Linked DNA regions of Homo sapiens: region 1 is linked to region 2. Evidence: read pairs that join two places in POLR2A ChIA-PET (ENCODE). Cell type or tissue: endothelial cell of umbilical vein. All regions are shown on one strand. Each heading gives the region's core, and the rest is flanking DNA. Links, peaks and the distances in the headings are about the cores only.

The links. Peaks named below come from ENCODE experiments on the same cell type or tissue, not always from the same donor. Only the 100,000 strongest peaks of a DNase experiment are listed, where the experiment ranks them.
Region 1: POLR2A ChIA-PET joins it to region 2 with 6 read pairs; 2 of 35 experiments call an interaction of 5 or more read pairs at or near these places.

The regions. Positions count from the first base shown.
Region 1 is chr11:78,023,416-78,031,832 of GRCh38, forward strand. The region is part of intron 2 of NDUFC2-KCTD14 (NDUFC2-KCTD14 readthrough); the gene reads right to left. LOC124902723 (a long non-coding RNA gene) reads left to right here. Exons shown (of 2, transcript XR_007062795.1): 2 at 119-307. It also overlaps a transcript of KCTD14 not described here. Among named protein-coding and RNA genes, the nearest start is that of KCTD14, 4.3 kb to the left of the region's middle. RefSeq lists enhancers at 1-355, 6,821-7,333 and a silencer at 5,068-5,362. In endothelial cell of umbilical vein, for the core only: no CTCF peak of the experiment used is centred there; a DNase peak (open chromatin) is centred at 7,266; H3K27ac peaks cover 395 bases.
Region 2 is chr11:77,956,338-77,964,754 of GRCh38, forward strand. INTS4 (integrator complex subunit 4) reads right to left here. Exons shown (of 23, transcript NM_033547.4): 5 at 4,616-4,801; 6 at 4,004-4,054; 7 at 2,409-2,497. Among named protein-coding and RNA genes, the nearest start is that of INTS4, 34 kb to the right of the region's middle. In endothelial cell of umbilical vein, for the core only: no CTCF peak of the experiment used is centred there; DNase peaks (open chromatin) are centred at 2,434 and 3,254.

The sequences.
Region 1 (8,417 bases), core at 187-8,186, 67 kb after region 2:
GGCCCTGAGAAGGGCTGACTTTGGAGACCGAGAAATGGAGCAGACCCCTTAAGGACTGACCTTTTGATATAGATTAATTTCCTTCCTTTTCTTTCTTTCTTTCTTTTTTTTTTTTCAGAGACAGGGTCTCACTCTATCGCTCAGGCTGAAGTGCAGTGGCGGATCAGGCTCACTGCAACCTCAACCTCCTGGGCTCAAGTGATCCTCCCACCTCAGCCTCCCAAAGTGGTGGGATTACAGGCCTGAGCCACGGCAACTTGCCTCTTCCTATATTTTCTTTTACGCTTAAATAAATTACTTAAACATATTGCTTGAATCCCGTTATTAAAGTTGACATTAGTTAATGCCCCTCTCTGGGCCTCGGAGTTCCCAGTAGTGAAATGGGGGAGGCAGAAGGAATTGACATTGACTGACATTGACAACCAGAGACTTTCTATTCCCTACAGTCCTAGGGAGTGAAAGATCCGCAACACCCATTTTACAGATCAGAAAACTGGCGCTCTAGGAGGTAGGGTGGTGTTAAAATGTAAAGTCTGAGGATCAACAAAACTTTTTTAAGAGTATACTTGAGTAACAGGCAATTCTTGAATCGGGGAACACCAGATGGAAAGAGGTTGAGTGTTCCCATGACAATGCATCAGAGGCAAATATTTATGGGGAGAATATGGAAGCAAGATATTTTGTTGGGGACAGGCATGGTGGCTCACGCCTGTAATCCTAGCACTTTGGGAGGCCAAAGCGGACAGATCATTTGAGGTCAGAAGTTCGAGACCAGCCTGACCAAAATGGTGAAACCCCGTCTCTACTGAAAATACAAAAATTAGCTGGGTGTGATGGCATGTGCCTGTAATCCCAGATACTGTGGACGCTGAGGCAGGAGAATCGCTGGAACCCGGGAGGCAGAGATTGTAGTGAGCTAAGATTGCACCACTGAACTCCAGCCTGGGCAACAAAGATTCCCTCTCAAAAAAAAAAAAAAAAAATATATATATATATACACACACACACACACACACACACACACACACACATATATATATATATACATATATATATATAAAATTGGTTACAGTTAAAAAATCTCCTTTTTTGGTTTCCTTTGTTGAAAAGTCCACAGCTACTTAATTGTATGTTAGTTGGCTGCTTGTGGTTGGCTAATGTTAAGTTTCGTTTCTGTCTAACATTAGCATTTACCAGAAATGACTCTATTAGTCAGGGTTCTACAGAGGGACAGAACTAACGGAATAGGGTTGGACACGGTTGCTCACGCCTGTAATCTCAGCACTTTGGGAGGCCATGGCAGGTGGATCACCTGAGGTTAGGAGTTCGAGACCAGCCTGACTAACATGGCGAAACCCCATCTCTACAAAATACAAAAAATTAGCTGGGCGTGGTGGTGGGCACCTGTAATCCCAGCTACTTGGGAGGCTGAGGCAGAAGAATCGCTTGAACCTAGGAGACGGAGGTTGCAGTGAGCTGAGATCAAGCCATTGCACTCCAGCCTGGGCAACAAGAGTGTAATCCCATCTCAAAAAACAATAATAATAAAATAAAACTAATGGTATATATACATACACATATATTTGTATATATATATTCCATTACTTTTTTAACTCCCCGTTATATATATACATATGTGTGTATATATACACACACACATATATACACACGTGTGTGTGTGTGTGTGTGTGTGTGTGTGTGTGTATATATATATATATATATATATATATATATATATATAAAGGGGAGTTTATTAAGTATTAACTCACACAATCACAAGGTCCCATAACAGGCCATTGGCAGGCTGAGAAGCAAGGAGAGCCAGTCCGAGTTCCAAAAATGAAGAACTTGGAGTCTGATGTTTGAAGGCAGGAAGCATCCAGCACGGGAAAAAGATGTAGGCTGGGAGGCTAGGCCAGTCTCTCTTTTCACATTTTTCTGCCTGCTTTATGTTCTAGCCATGCTGGCAGCTGATTAGATTGTGCCCACCCAGATTAAGGGTGGGCCATCCTTTCCCAGACCACTGACTCAAATGTTAATCTCCATTGGGAACACCCTCACAGGCACACCCAGGATCAATACTTTGTGTCCTTCAATCCAATCAAGTTGACAGTCAGTATTAACCATCACATTGACCCAAGTTAAGTTTTGCTTATGTTTGCAAATCCAGCAAGGCTGAGTTCCCTTATGAGGCCTAACTAGCATTGTCTAGCCAGGGATTCTTCAGGCCTGATCTCCATTTTAATTTACTATAACAGTGGCCAGTGTAGACTATTTAGCCAGCCCAGGGCAGCTGCTTGGAGTACAAAGCATGCCCACTGGTGAAAAGAGTTAGGTATCTGTTTTGTGGGGTTGTTTTCCTAGAGTTAAAATATAACTCTAAAGGAGAGGGAGCATAATTTCCCACTCCTTAAGTGTGGGTTATGCGCCGTGACTTCTTCCAACGAGTACAATATGGGAAGGAGGAAAAAGAGAAGAAACTTTACATTGGGGAAACTGATCAATACTACTCCAGCCAGGTGACCAAAATCAGTTGCCAACAGTTATCGATCATGACAACAGTATGTGCTTGCTGTAAACCAGAAAGTATCTGAGACAAGTCTCAACCAATTTAAAAGTTTATTTTGCCAAGGTTAAGAACATGCCCACGATACAACCTCAGGATGTCCTCAGGTCATGTGCCCAAGGTGGTCAGGCTACAACTTGGTTTTATATATTCAAGGAGACATAAGACACTAGGGCCACGCATGGTGACTCACGCCTGTAATCTCACCACTTTGGGAGGCCAAGGCAAGTGGATCATTTGAAGTCAGGAATTTGAGACCAGCCTGGCCAACATGGTGAAACCCCATCTCTACTAAAAATGTAAAAATTAGCCGGGCATGGTGGTGCGTGCCTGTATCCCCGGCTAGGGCTACTAAGGAGGCTGAGGCAGGAAAATCACTTGAACCCGGGAGGCAGAGGTTGCAGCGAGCTGAGATCGCACCATTACACTCCAGCCTGGAAGATAGAGTGAGACTCCATCTCAAAAAAAAGAAAAGAAAAGAAAAGAAAAGACATCAATTGGCTAGGCATCAGTGGCTCAGTCTATAATCCCAAGGGAGTGGATCTGGGAGGCCAAGATGGGAGGATCACTTGACCCCAGGAGTTCAAGTCCAGCCTGGGCAACATGGTGAGTCCCCATGTCTACAAAAAATACAAAGCTTAGTCAGGCATGGTGACATGTGCCTGTAGTCTCAGCTACTTGGGAGGCTGAGGCAAGAGGATCTCTTGAGCCTAGGAGGTCAGGGCTGTAGTCACCTATGATCACACCACTGCACCCCAGCTTGGGCAGTGGAATGAGATCCTGTCTCAAAAAATATATATCTCTGTTGGACTAGAGATTGTAAATAAATATATAAGGCCAGGTGTAGTGGCTCACACCTGTAATCCCAGCACTTTGAGAGGCCAAGGTGGGCAGATCATTTGAGGTCAGGAGTTTGGCACTAGCCTGGCCAACATGGTAAAACCCCAATTCTACTAAAAGTACAAAAAATTAGCTGGCGTGGTGGCATGCGCCTGTAGTCCCAGCTACTCAGGAGGCTGAGGCAGGAGAATTGCTTGAACCTGGGAGGTGGAGGTTGCAGTGAGCCGAGATTATGCCACTGCACTCTAGCCTGGGCAACAGAGCGAGAATCCGTCTCAAAAAAAATTAATTAATTAATTAAAATATAATAAAAATGAAGATACCAATTAATACATGTATGACGTACACTGGTTAGGTCCGAAAAGACTGGACAGCTGGAAGGGGTTGTGGGGGCTTCCAGGTCATAAGCAGATTCAACGATTTTCTGATTCTGAGGCATGGAAACTCATGCCTGTAATCGCAGCACTTTGGGAGGCTAAGGTAGGCAGATAGCTTGAGCCCAGGAGTTGGGGACCAACCTGGGCAGCATAGCAAGACCCCATCCCTATTTTTTTTTTTTTGAGGCAGAGCCTCACTCTGTCACCAGGCTGAAGTGCAGCGGTGCAACCTCAGCTCACTACAACCTCTGCCTCCCAAGTTCAAGCAATTCTCCTGCCTCAGCCTCCCGAGTAGCTGGGATTGCAGGCATGTACCACCACAACCAGCTAATTTTTGTATTTTTAGTAGAGACGGGGTTTCACCATGTTGGCCAGGATGGTCTCGATCTCCTGACCTTGTGATCTGCCTGGCTCGGCCTCCCAAAGTGCTAGGATTACAGGCGTGAGCCACCACTCCCAGTCAGACCCTGTCTCTACTCTTAAAAAATAAAAATAAAAAAGCAAGGATTTTCTGCTTGCCAATGGGTTATTATCTAAAGACCTGAGATCAATAGAAAGGGATGTCTGGGTTACTATAAAGGGTTGCATAGACCAAGGTTTTATCATGCCGATGAAGCCTCCAGGTAGCAGGCTTCAGAGAGAATAGATTGCAAATATTTCTTATCAGACTTAAAGACTGACAGACTTTGTGCATGACTGACAGACTGTTCTGTCAGTCTTAAGGTCTCTGTTTTGATGGTAATACTGGTCAGCTGTGCCTGAATTCCAAAAGGGGGAAGGGTATAATGAGGCATGTCTGACCTCCTTCCAGTCATGGCCTGAACTAGTTTTTCAGGTTAACTTTGGAATGCCCTTGGCCAGAAGGAGGGGTCCATTCAGATGGTTGGGGGGCTGAGACTTTCATTTTTTGTTTATAGTACCGAGTATATACCCTTGATGTGATGTGAGGAAAATGATCTTCCTCCCCAAAACTCATAACCTCAGTTCAATCATGAGAAAAACATCAGAGAAATTTCAATAGAGGGACATCCTATAATATAACTGACCAGTACTCCTCAAAACTATCAAGGTCACCCAAAAGAGGAAAAATCTGAGAAACTGTCACAGTCAAGAGCATCCTAAGGGGCCAGGAGCAGTGGCTCGCGCCTGTAATCCCAGCACTTTGGGAGGCTGAGGCGGGTGGATCATGAGGTCAAGAGTTCAATACCAGCCTGGCCAGCATAGTGAAACCCCATATCTACTAAAAATACAAAAATTAGCCGGGCATGGTGGCATGCGCCTATAGTCCCAGCTACTCGGGAGGCTGAAGCAGGAGAATTGCTTGAATCCGGGAGGCGGAGGTTGCAGTGAGCCCAGATCACACCACTGCATTCCAGCTTTGGCAATAGAGCAAGTGTCCATCTCAAAAAAAAAAAAAAAAAAGCAGCCTGAGGGGACGTGACAAGTATATTGTTATGTGGAGCCAGGCATGGTGACTCACACCTGTGATCGCAGCACTTTGAAAGACCGAGATCAGCAGATCAGTTGAGCCCAGGAGTTTGAGACTAGCCTGGGAAACATGGCAAAACCCCATCTCTGCAGACAATACAAAAATTAACTGGGTATGGTGGCACACGTGTGTAGTCACAGCTATTCGGGAGGGTAAAGTAAAAGGATCACTTGATCCTAGGAGGCAAGAAGAGACAAACCAGGTTATTAAATGACATGCATAAAAATGAGGTCAGGCACAGTGGCTCAGCACTTTGGGAGGCCGAGGTGGGCAGATCACTTCAGGTCAGGAGTTCGAGACCAGCCTGACCAATATGGTGAAACCCCATCTCTACTAAAAATACAAAAATTAGCTGGGCATGGTGGTGCATGCCTGTAATCCTAGCTACTGGTGAGGCTTAGGCATGAGAATCGCTTGAACCCGGGAGGCGGAGGTTGCAGTGAGCCAAGACCATGCCACTGCACTCCAGCCTGAGCAAAAGAGCAAGACTCTGTCTCCAAAAAAAAAAAAAAAAAGAGAGATGTATGAAAACAAAACAAGGGGGTAAGGACGGCTTAGAAATCCTGAAGTCGCTGACACGCCCAGATAACTAGTGACTATAGTTACACCTGCTAAGATTTGGGTGCATGGGGCTTGGCTTTGGTTAGCTCCCTTGGTCTTATTTCACCAAAGGAAGAAACCTCCCGGTTATGGGCACCCTATTTACTGCTGTCACCTGACAGGATTTGCAGGGTAATTCCCCAGAACTAGTATATTGATCCAGATTTTCTGTTTTTACCCAGAGGTCACTGGTTGGTTCACAGGAATAAGCAGGGTTAATTTAAAATGTGGGAAAAACTTAAAAACAACTAATGAAACTGGAATGTAATGTCAAGTGTATGATAAGTTTTGAAACTTAATTTTTCTCTCTCCTGTTCTCACTTTTGTCAAAAAGAGATTATGATAGGACTGAGTTGTTTGCAAAATAAACTTTAGTCTTATGGTTGGCCTGATTATTTGCATAAAGTTCAGCCAGAATAATTATTTTTACTAGGGTTTTTTAATAGGTTTTGATGGAACTCAGTTCCACAAGGAATCTCAGACAAGACTTTTTTTTTTTCTTTTTTTTTTTTGAGACGGAGTCTCGCTCTGTCCCCCAGGCTGGAGTGCAGTAGCGCAATCTCGGCTCACTGCAAGCTCCACCTCCCAGGTTCATACCATTCTCCTGCCTCAGCCTCCCAAGTAGCTGGGACTACAGGCGCCCACCACCACGCCTGGCTAATTTTTTTTGTATTTTTTAGTAGAGACAGGGTTTCACCGTGTTAGCCAGGATGGTCTCGATCTCCTGACCTCATGATCCACCTGCCTCAGCCTCCCAAAGTGCTGGGATTACAGGTGTGAGCCATCGCGCCTGGCCTTTCTGTGAGAAAATTTCTTTAGAGCAAGAGCTCTCTCTGTCTCCATTCCTGGACAGGAATATAAAACCTGCTTGCTTCTTTTTTCCCCCCCTCCAATTGCATGTTCTTTCTTTGCCACCAATGCAAAGTAGGAAAAAAACTCAGTTTTCCAGTGACATTAGCACATTTGACCCTGGCAGTTCAAAATAGGCATTAGCACCTCCATTTTCTATATGAGGACCCCAAGGCTCCCAGAGATGAAGCACCTCTTTGAGTCAGTCAGACCAGGAGACGAGAGAGCAGGGCTCTAGTTTCGGCTCTGCCACCAGTTTGCAGTACCACCTTAGACACGTCCCTGCCCCTCTCTGGGCCTCAGTTCTCCACCTGTAATATGGTGGGGGTTTGTGTATTTTCTGAGATGGTCTCTGTGATCCTGCCTTGCTTGATGCTATGGCAACAAAAGAATTCAAACAGCCCCTTGCTATTGCCTATCACTGGATCTTGTTTCCCTTTGGCCTGACTCCAAGAGCAAGCACTGCTTCCTTCTGCCCTCCCCTCACTCACTCCCCTCTGTTCTTCAGGAGACAATGCGGCCAGCCCCTCTCCCCTCCAGGCGGCTGGGCTTTAGGCCAGCCAGCCAAATGGCAGCTGGGACTCAGATGAAAGGGCCCTCAGAAGGCTGCTTGTGGCAGAGTGCCCAGCCTAGCCCAGCCCAGGCTTGGCAGCCTGGGGCTCAGCTGTGCCACGAGGCATCCTGTCCACCCGCTCCCATACAAGGCTCCCTCTGTGAGTCCTGCAGAGAAGGAGACCCCTGCCAACCCACAAGGACCCTCTTCCCCTCCCTCTGCTCCATACCTGCTTGAGAAATATGCAAGTCTGTAGAGAATGGTCCAGGACTACATCAGATTGATCTGACTGTGCCAGGCACTTTGGAGAGCTTTATCCCATTGACTCTTCAGAATAACGCTGATAGCAAGTAATGGTTTTTTTTTTTTTTTTTTTGAGACAGAATCTCACTCTGTCACCCAGACTCTAGGCTGGAGTGCAGTGTCACTAACATAGCTAACTGAAGACTCGACATCCTGGAATCAAGCAACCCTCCTGCCTTAGCCTCCCAAGTAGCTGGGATTACCGCTAACACCCAGCTAATTTTTTTTACTTTTTTGTAGAGATGGTGTCTCACTATGTTGCCCAGACTGGTCTCAAACCCCTGAGCTCAAGCAATCTTTCTACCTTGGCCTCCCAAAGTACTGAGATTACAGGTGTGAGCCACCATACCTGCAATCTCTTTTTATTTATTTGTTTATTTTTTAAAATTTATTTTATTTTTTTTGAGACAGGGTCTTGCTCTGTTGCCCAGGCTGCAGTGCAGTGGTGTGATCTCGGCTCACTGCAACCTCCGCCTCCAGAGTTCAAGCAATTCTCCTGCCTCAGCCTCTCGAGTAGCTGGGATTATAGGCACCAGCCATCATGCCTGGCTAATTTTTGTATTTTTTTTTTTTTTAGTAGAGATGGGGTTTCACCATGTTGGCCAGGTTGGTCTCAAACTCCTGATCTCTAGCGGTCTGCCCACCTCGGCCTCTCAAAGTGCTGGGATTATAGGCGTGAGCCACAGCACCCAGCCCGTAATCCCTTTTTAGAGAGGAGGAACACATATTTGCCTACTGTGTGTCAATCATGGCACCAGGCACTGGGGAAAGAGCAGTGAACCAGGGGACAAGAGCTAACCTCAAGGGGCCCATTGTCAGCTGTAATTGAATAACCACAGA
Region 2 (8,417 bases), core at 174-8,173:
GAGGTGAAGGTTGCAGTGAGCTGAGATCACACCACGGCACTCCAGCCTGGATGACACAGCAAGACCCTGTCTTGAAAAATAAATACAGTCTGGGCGCAATGGCTCACGCCTGTAATGCCAGCACTTTGGGAGGCTGAGGCAGGTGGATAACTTGAGGTCAAGAGTTCGAGACCAGCCTGGCCAACATGGCGAAACCTCCTCTCTACTAAAAATATAAAAATTAGCCAGGCATGGTGACACATGTCTGCAATTCCAGCTACTCAGGAGGCTGAGGCAGGAGAATCGCTTGAACCTGGAATGTGGAGGTTGCAGTGATCCAAGATAGTGCCACTACACTCCAGCCTGGGCAACAGAGCGAGACTCCATCTCAAAAAATAATAATAATAATAATAATAATAATAATAATAATAATAATAATAATAAACAAATAAATACATAAGTAAGTAAGGCTGCAGGCTCAATAAACTGAGAACAGTCAATGAAGACTGACACACACAAAAATGATAATTGAATAGTTCAAATCCTAGAATGATTAAATACAGTTTGGAATAAACAAATCACTCTGGGAGTACAAACCAACTCTTTCAGTTGCATTGCAAATTATGCTTTTTTTTGAGACAGGGTCTCACTTCTGTCGCCCAGGCTGGAGTGCAGTGGCGTGAGCACTGCTCACCACAGTGTCAACTTCCTGGGCTCAGGTGATCCTCCCAGTTCACCCTCCTGAGTAGCCGGGACTACAAAAGCATGCCACCACACCCAGCTAATTTTTTATATTTTTAGTAGAGATGGTTCACCATGTTGCCCAGGCTGATCTCAAACTCCTGAGATCAAGCAATCCACCCGCCTCAGCCTCCCAAAGTGCTAGGATTACAGGGCTGAGTCACTGCAACCAGGTGCAAATTTTCAATGTATTGAATAAAAGTGTGTAACCCACCAAAGGTTCAGCCAGGCGTGTAATCCCAGCACACTGAGATACTGAGGCGGGCAGATTACCTGAAGCCAGGGGTTCAAGACCAGCCTACCCAACATGGCAAAACCTCATCTCTACTAAAAGTACAAAAAATGAGCTGGGTGTGGTGGTGCGCGACTGTAATTCCAGCTACTTGGGAGGCTCAGGCATGAGAATTGCTTCAACCCAGGAGTTGGAGGTTGTAGTAAGCCGAGATCACATCACTGCACTGCAGCCTGGGCCACAGAGCAAGACCCTGCCTTAAAAAAAAAAGTACGTAACCCACCAAAGGTTCAAAGATTTATGAAATTATCAAAAACTAGCTTCCACCGAATATTTCATATCCTTAAGTTTATTATCTTCTGTAACTGAACTTCTTTTTTTTTTTTTTTTTTTTTGAGAGAAAGTGTCTTGCTCTGTGACCCAGGCTGGAGTGCAGTGGTGTGATCTCAGCTCACCACAATCTCCACTTCCCAGGTTCAAGCGATTCTCCTGCCTCAGCCTCCCTAGTAGCTGGGATTACAGGCGTGTGCCACCATGTCCGGCTAATTTTTGTATTTTTAGTAGAGACGAGGTTTCACCATGTTGACCAAGCTGGTCTTGAACTCCTGACCTGAGGTGATCCGCCCACCTCGGCCTCCGAAAGTGCTGGGATTACAGGCACCACCGTGTCCAGACTGAACTTCTATAAATACAGTAAATCTCAGAATAAATCAATATAAAACTTACTTATCAATCCAGTCCTAAAAGAAGACACAATTTCCAGTTAGCCCTTTTCTTTGTATGTGTCTAAGTCCTAAAACACTACAAATGGAGCCTACTCCTACAGGTTTATTAATTCATTCTGGTTTTCAAATTCTGGCAGTTTAATGAACAGGAAAAAACACCCCTTTTTCCTATACAAGGAAAAATAAAATATTCTATAAATATTTATAAATAAAAGATAAATAAACATTTATAAATATAATATTCTATCTTACAAAATATAATAAATAATATTGCCTACCTCCTCAAAGAATCACTGTGGTTAATTTAATTGCTGTGAAAATATTTTTAACCAGGAAAACTACATAAGAGATCATTATTCTCAAACTCATCTGGTATCTTTATCTGGCATTTGGCACAAGCCAAACTAAAATGGGTCCCAAACAATTTTAAAGATTTTTTTGTAAAGTACTGAAAACCATTTAAGAAAGATATTCCAATTTCTTCACTTATGGATGAGAAGGTTAGGATAAAAGAAGTGAAGTATCTTTCCAAAGTGTACAGAAAGTTCCTATCAGAGATGAAAAATGAGGACCAGGCAATCTGATTTTCAGGGCCTGTGCTTTTCCCTTATTCCCCATTGCCTTCCAAAAATGTAACCAACATTTCTTTTCTAGAAGTGGGCTTTTTGCATGGTGAGAGGAGAGGAAAACGGCTTCACAATCAACAAAAGCCAGCTTACACCCACACTGACCTTTCAGGATAGAGCTGACTGACGACCCAGATAAGCTGGACTGCAGCACTGCGCACTTGTTCATAGTCATCAGAGAGTAATTTACAGGCCTGCAAAGAAGAATTCCAAAAGTCTATTAGTTCTGTGTCCTCTCAGGCAATGTTTAAACTATTTTCAAAGTGAAGATAGGGTGGTTGGATAAGGATGCCCAGTAAAACACTTGTGTGTGGTTTTAACTTCTGGAATCTTTGCTTAAAAATGAATCTTGACCTCTGTCAGCTGCTCTGGCTGTATTCTGACTATGCACCCTACCCCATGTCTGAAAGGAGAATCACAGACTGACAGCATAAAAACATCTAGAACAGATCAAACCCAGCAAAGCATGCTGGGAGCAAACAGTACTGTTCTCACAGGTTCAAACACCAATTATGGCTTTTTCCTCCCCCTGTAAAAATCAAAGCACACACTTCTGTTTACCTTGGTCTGAAATCACTGGCCTCTGTTTCAATCCACTCACTCTTTCTGGGTAGCCCCATACTCCCTAAATACTGATGGCTTTGAATACCTACCCTTAGCTCTGATTTCTCCTGATCTCCAGGCCTTTATAACTACTTATGGCTGGAATTCTCTTCATGGATGTCCCATCAAACTTTTATACTCAACACACGCAAACCTGAACTCATTAAGGAAGCAAATTCTACCTTATATCTTAAATTCTACACTATCAGTCCATCCTCACTCCCTTGATGCTGTCATTACTGCTTGCCTAGATTACTAACAGAGTCTTACGCCACCAAACATCTGAATCAGCCAACTAACTTCCCTTCCTCTGAGTCCTTACGATCCAAGTTTCCTTTGAATTATTTGGCTTCCCACATAGTTTTCTTATAGAAAAAGAAGGCGATGGTCACACCACCACAAGCATTCTGGACCCATTCTACTTCATTCAATAGAGGAATAAACTTGGTTTACACATCTGTGATGGGGCTTGGCTAATTATCTTCTTCCCATGAGAGATAAAACCACTCTTGGCAGGCTAACAAAACCTAATCTCTGAACGTGGATTTAGATTCCTTTTACCAGATTCAGTCAATTATCCTCCAAGAGAAATACAGCCTCATAAGGCCTTTTGGTTGGCCATCAATCAGCTTTTCCACAACTTCATTATACCTTTCTTTACCACTACTACTACATGCATGTGACTTTTTTTTTATATGATCCTACGGTCTTGGTCACCCTTCTCCAGACACACTCTAGTTTGTGAAGTGTGGTGCCCAGAAATGAGTTCATGTACGGCCCAACCAAACAGTGATCAGAAAGACTAACACGTTCCTTATTCTAAATGCTACACTTTTCTTCAGGTACTCTCATTCTCATACTGAACTTTGTAAATCCTCCTAAAAGTCCTTTTCACATGTACTAGCGCTATTTAATTACATAACCTCCATTCTCTTCCTGAAAAGTATGTTTTGAATATGACTTCACATCCATCCCAATCAACGCTGCCACTATTAACTAGCGAAGTCCTTACGTTTTCAAATTCTGAGAACCTGTGTGCCGCCCTCCCAGCTTCATGATACCTCCAACCCCTTCCAGACAGTAATCATATAAGGTACCTGATTATAAATTGTTTGGTGTAATTTCAGTCCTCTTTCATGGAGCTGCAACTAGATAATAAATATATAGTTTAAGTGCTTGGGAGGAAAAGAGCAATATTTCCAATGTCTCCCCACAATCTCACATATTTTCCCCTATTGTATCAGGCTAACATGGTTCCTTTTAGCCAAAATTAGTGCTATATAAATAAGAAACCTTGTCGTCTTTCAATAGGAGCATTCAAGCATTTCACAAATCTAACCCATGGACTGTCCCAAGAAGGTATTAGAAAAATATGAAATAATGATATGAAGCCTAAAGAAAAAATGATTAACACCACCTCCCCCTATTATAATATCATACCAAGTCATATGCCTCCAAGTCGAAGGAATTATAACAGGTTCCTATTGTGCTTTCCATGTTTCATAAATACACATGAAAGCTACCAGAGAAAGCCAAAAAAGCACACTTGTATACAGGAATGTGTGTCACTGAGTTCTGCGAGGCCACCACCAATACCCTCCTGAAAGTATATGCTGAAGAATTTACAATGTATCCAAGGCAGCACTAGCTATAAACTTAAAAAACAAAAATGAACACTAGCCCCAACTAGTTTCCATAATCACATTTACCATGGCTTTTATAGCTGCTGTTCTGACACGTGGGTCTTGGTCACTGAAGTAATCCCCTATAATCTTCTGGACATCTCTGGCAGCTAGGCCTTCTGCATCTTTTGTGACACTTTTCTCCAAAGAGCCAAGATTGCCAAGTAACTGCAGGCACTTATTTCTTACACCATGAGACGTATCTGTCAGATGCTATTAAAAAAAAAAAAAAAAAGAAAAAAAGAAAAAGAAAAAAAGGACATGATTAAGATATCTTAACAAACACAGACAAGACCAGAAACAAAAGCATTGCAGCAACCTTAGGGGTGATTTCAAGACCTATATTCTTAGGACAGTCTGTCTAGCATCATGTTACTTGAGTACGGGTCTTCTCAAAAAAAATGAGTCCTTAGAAAATAAAAGTCCTAGTTTTTCATCTTTGTATTCCCAATAGCTTTGGGAATACAAAGGCACTTTGCCTTGTACAGAGTAGGTACTTTAAAATTCGTCCCTGATTGCGTTTTATTTGCTTTCAAATTTTAAAACCAGACAAAAATGTATAAATTTTTAAAACTTTTAATATCCATAGAAATATGCAAAATCTTAAGTGTACAGCTCAATAAATTTTCACAAATACACATATATAACAAGCACCCAGATTAAATAGTATATAACCAACACTCCAGAAATATCCCTCATTCCTCCTCCCAGCAACAACCTCACCACATCACCACCAAAAATAGCTACTATCCTGACTTCTAACACACAGGTTCATTTGTTTATTTTTGTACTTTATGAAATCAAATAGCATCTGGCTTCTGTGGCTTATTATGTTTGTAAGATTTATGCAAGGTATGGCAGATAGCAATGGTTCATTTATTCTTGTTACTTATATAGTATTCATTTGTAAATACATGAAAATCTATTTAGCCTTTCCGTTGATGAATATTTAAGTTATTTCCAGTCTTTGGCTATTTCGAATAATGCTACTGTGATTATTCTTGTATGTGGCTTTTGGTGTACATGTTCACATTTTTGTTGGATATATATGTAGAAGTAGAATTGATAGGTAACAAGACATGCTTCAGCTTAAGAAGATACTGCCAGTTGGGCACAGTAGCTCATGCCTATAATCCCAGCACTTTGGGAGGCCAAGGCAGGAGGATCACTTGAGCCCAGGAGTTCAAGACTGTCCTGGGCAAATGGGACTATAGGCATGTGGTGGCACACACCTATAGTCCCAGCTACCCAGAAGGCTGAGGTAGGAGGATCCTTTGAGCCTCGGAGGTGGAGGCTGCAGTGAGCCATGATCATGCCACTGCACTCCAACCTGGATGACAGAGTGAGATACTGCCTCCAAAAAAGAAGATATTGCCAAATAGTTTTCCATAATGGCTGTACTAATTTACACTTCCACCAGTGCTGCATAAGTGTTCTAGATGTGCCACATCCTTGTTGACATTTAGTACTATCAATATTTTTTATTTTAGCACCTCTCACCACGAATTTTAATAAATTATCAGTTTTCCTCCTGCATTACCCTAGTCCAATGCTACTAAAACAAGCTATTTGCATAACATAGCAACATAAATTAAAAATACTTTGAAGAAATGAGGTAATAAAAATGGTACAAAACTCTGGATTTCAAACTTCTTTTGACTAGCACCCAAAGTAAGAAACACATAATATTGCAAGACAGTACATAAAAACAGACATACAGCAAGTTTAACAAAACAATATTTACCTTATAGCTTGTGATTTACTCTGGTACTTGTATTTTATTTTTTTTCAAAAAAAAAAATTACGTCTCATGAAATTGGTCACATTACCCACTAATGGATAATGATTCTCAAAGTGAGTCACTAGTGCGGAGAAAAGTGAATGGGACTTGGCCAGCTTGGACAACACAGCGAGGCCCCATTTCTTTAAAAAAAAAATTTATAGCCAGGTGTGGTGGCACACACCTGTAATCCCAGCTACTCGGGAGGCTGAGGCCAGAGAATTGCTTGAACCCAGGAAGCGGAGGTTTCAGTGAGCCAAGATCACGCCACTGCACTCCAGCCTGAGCAACAGAGCAAGACTGTCTCAAACCGCGCCCCCTAAAATTCAAAAACAAAACAAATGAACTATTTATATTTAGTATAAAAACATCATTTCTCATGACTAAACTGTTGATTGCACCTCTGTTACAAACACTTTGATTTTCAAGCAATAAACTAAATACTTCTAGCTTCTGTCAACCAGGCAACAATAATGCACAATCAATGTATTACTGCACACTGAATCTTAGCCCAAAAGAGAGTCTCATGCTCTCAGGGAAACAATTACAATTTTATGATGTCCTTCCCTTACAAGTCACTTCTTGCATCAAGGTCATCATCATTAAGAACTGCTTTTCTGGCCGGGCGCAGAACGAGACTCCGTCTCAAAAAAAAAAAAAAAAAAAAAACAAAAAAAACTGCTTTTCTTTATACTGTTGGATAAAAACTTATTAATTAAAAAAAATTGCTAAGTGTCTGCAGATGCTATTTGGGTGTTACACATTTTGTCAGGCCATTGAAGTGCCATAATTTTTATATTAATGGAGCAAGTAAGGAAACCACATCCCCAATAATAAGACCAATTTGTGTCAAAAATAAAAATTAATTTACAATTTTGCTATATATTAAAAAAATAAATGGTTCTGTGTATCAACAAAATCTGAGAATGAAGTTGAATAAGATAAAAATAACATACTGATCCATTCAGCATCGATATGGATTTTTTTTTTCTTTTGAGATAAGGGTCTCGCTCTGTCACCCAGGCTGGAGTGCAGTGTTGCAATCAGCATTCACTGCAACCTTGGCCTGACAAGCTCAAGAGATACTCCCACCTCAGTCTCCTGAGTAGCTGGGGACCACAGGTGTGTGCCATCACACCTGGCTAATTTTTAAAATTTTTGTAGAGATGGGATGTTGCCACATTGCCCAGACTGGTCTCAAACTCTTGGGCTCAGGTGATCCTTGATATGAATAGTTTTTAAGGACAGATAACAATTTGGTGTATTCTGTATGCAGATTCTAATGTATACCCTCTTTTAACAAGAACTTTGGTCTCCCAGAAAAATCTTTACAAATAGGAAAGAAAGCAGAAGACCCTCAATTTCAGTTGTGCAGATGCTACACAAGAAAACTGCATTAATTTCTTGTCAAGTCTTTGAACTACATCTATTCATCTCTCAAATGAGGATTAGCTATCCAATAAGTGAAATGATTAAGGAGAGGATAAATGAGAACTTTGAAAAGAATCCAAAAGCACGACTTTCTTCCTACTGTGATACAAAGAATACAACAGAGTAACATCCTGTATTTAAAAATTATTGGCCGGGTGCAGTGGCTCACACCTGTAATCCTAGCACTTTAGGAGGCCAAGGCGGGTGGATCATGAGGTCAGGAGATCGAGACCATCCTGGCTAACATGGTGAAACCCCATCTCTACTAAAAAAAAAATACAAAAAAAATTAGCCGGGCATGGTCGCGGGCACCTGTAGTCCCAGCTACTCGGGAGGCTGAGGCAGGAGAACGGCGTGAACCCAGGAGGCGGAGCTTGCAGTGAGCCGAGATCGCGCCACTGCACTCCAGCCTGTGTGACAGAGCGAGACTCTTTCTCAAAAATAAAAATAAAAATAAAAAATAAATAAAAATAAAAATTATTATAAAGAGACAATTTAAACTTCAAAAAATAATGATTATACTATTACATAGTAAATAAAGCAGGAGACAAATGGAAGGAAGGAGGAAGGAATGAGGAAGGGCAAGTGGAGGGAGGAAGGGAGGGAAAGCAGGAAGGA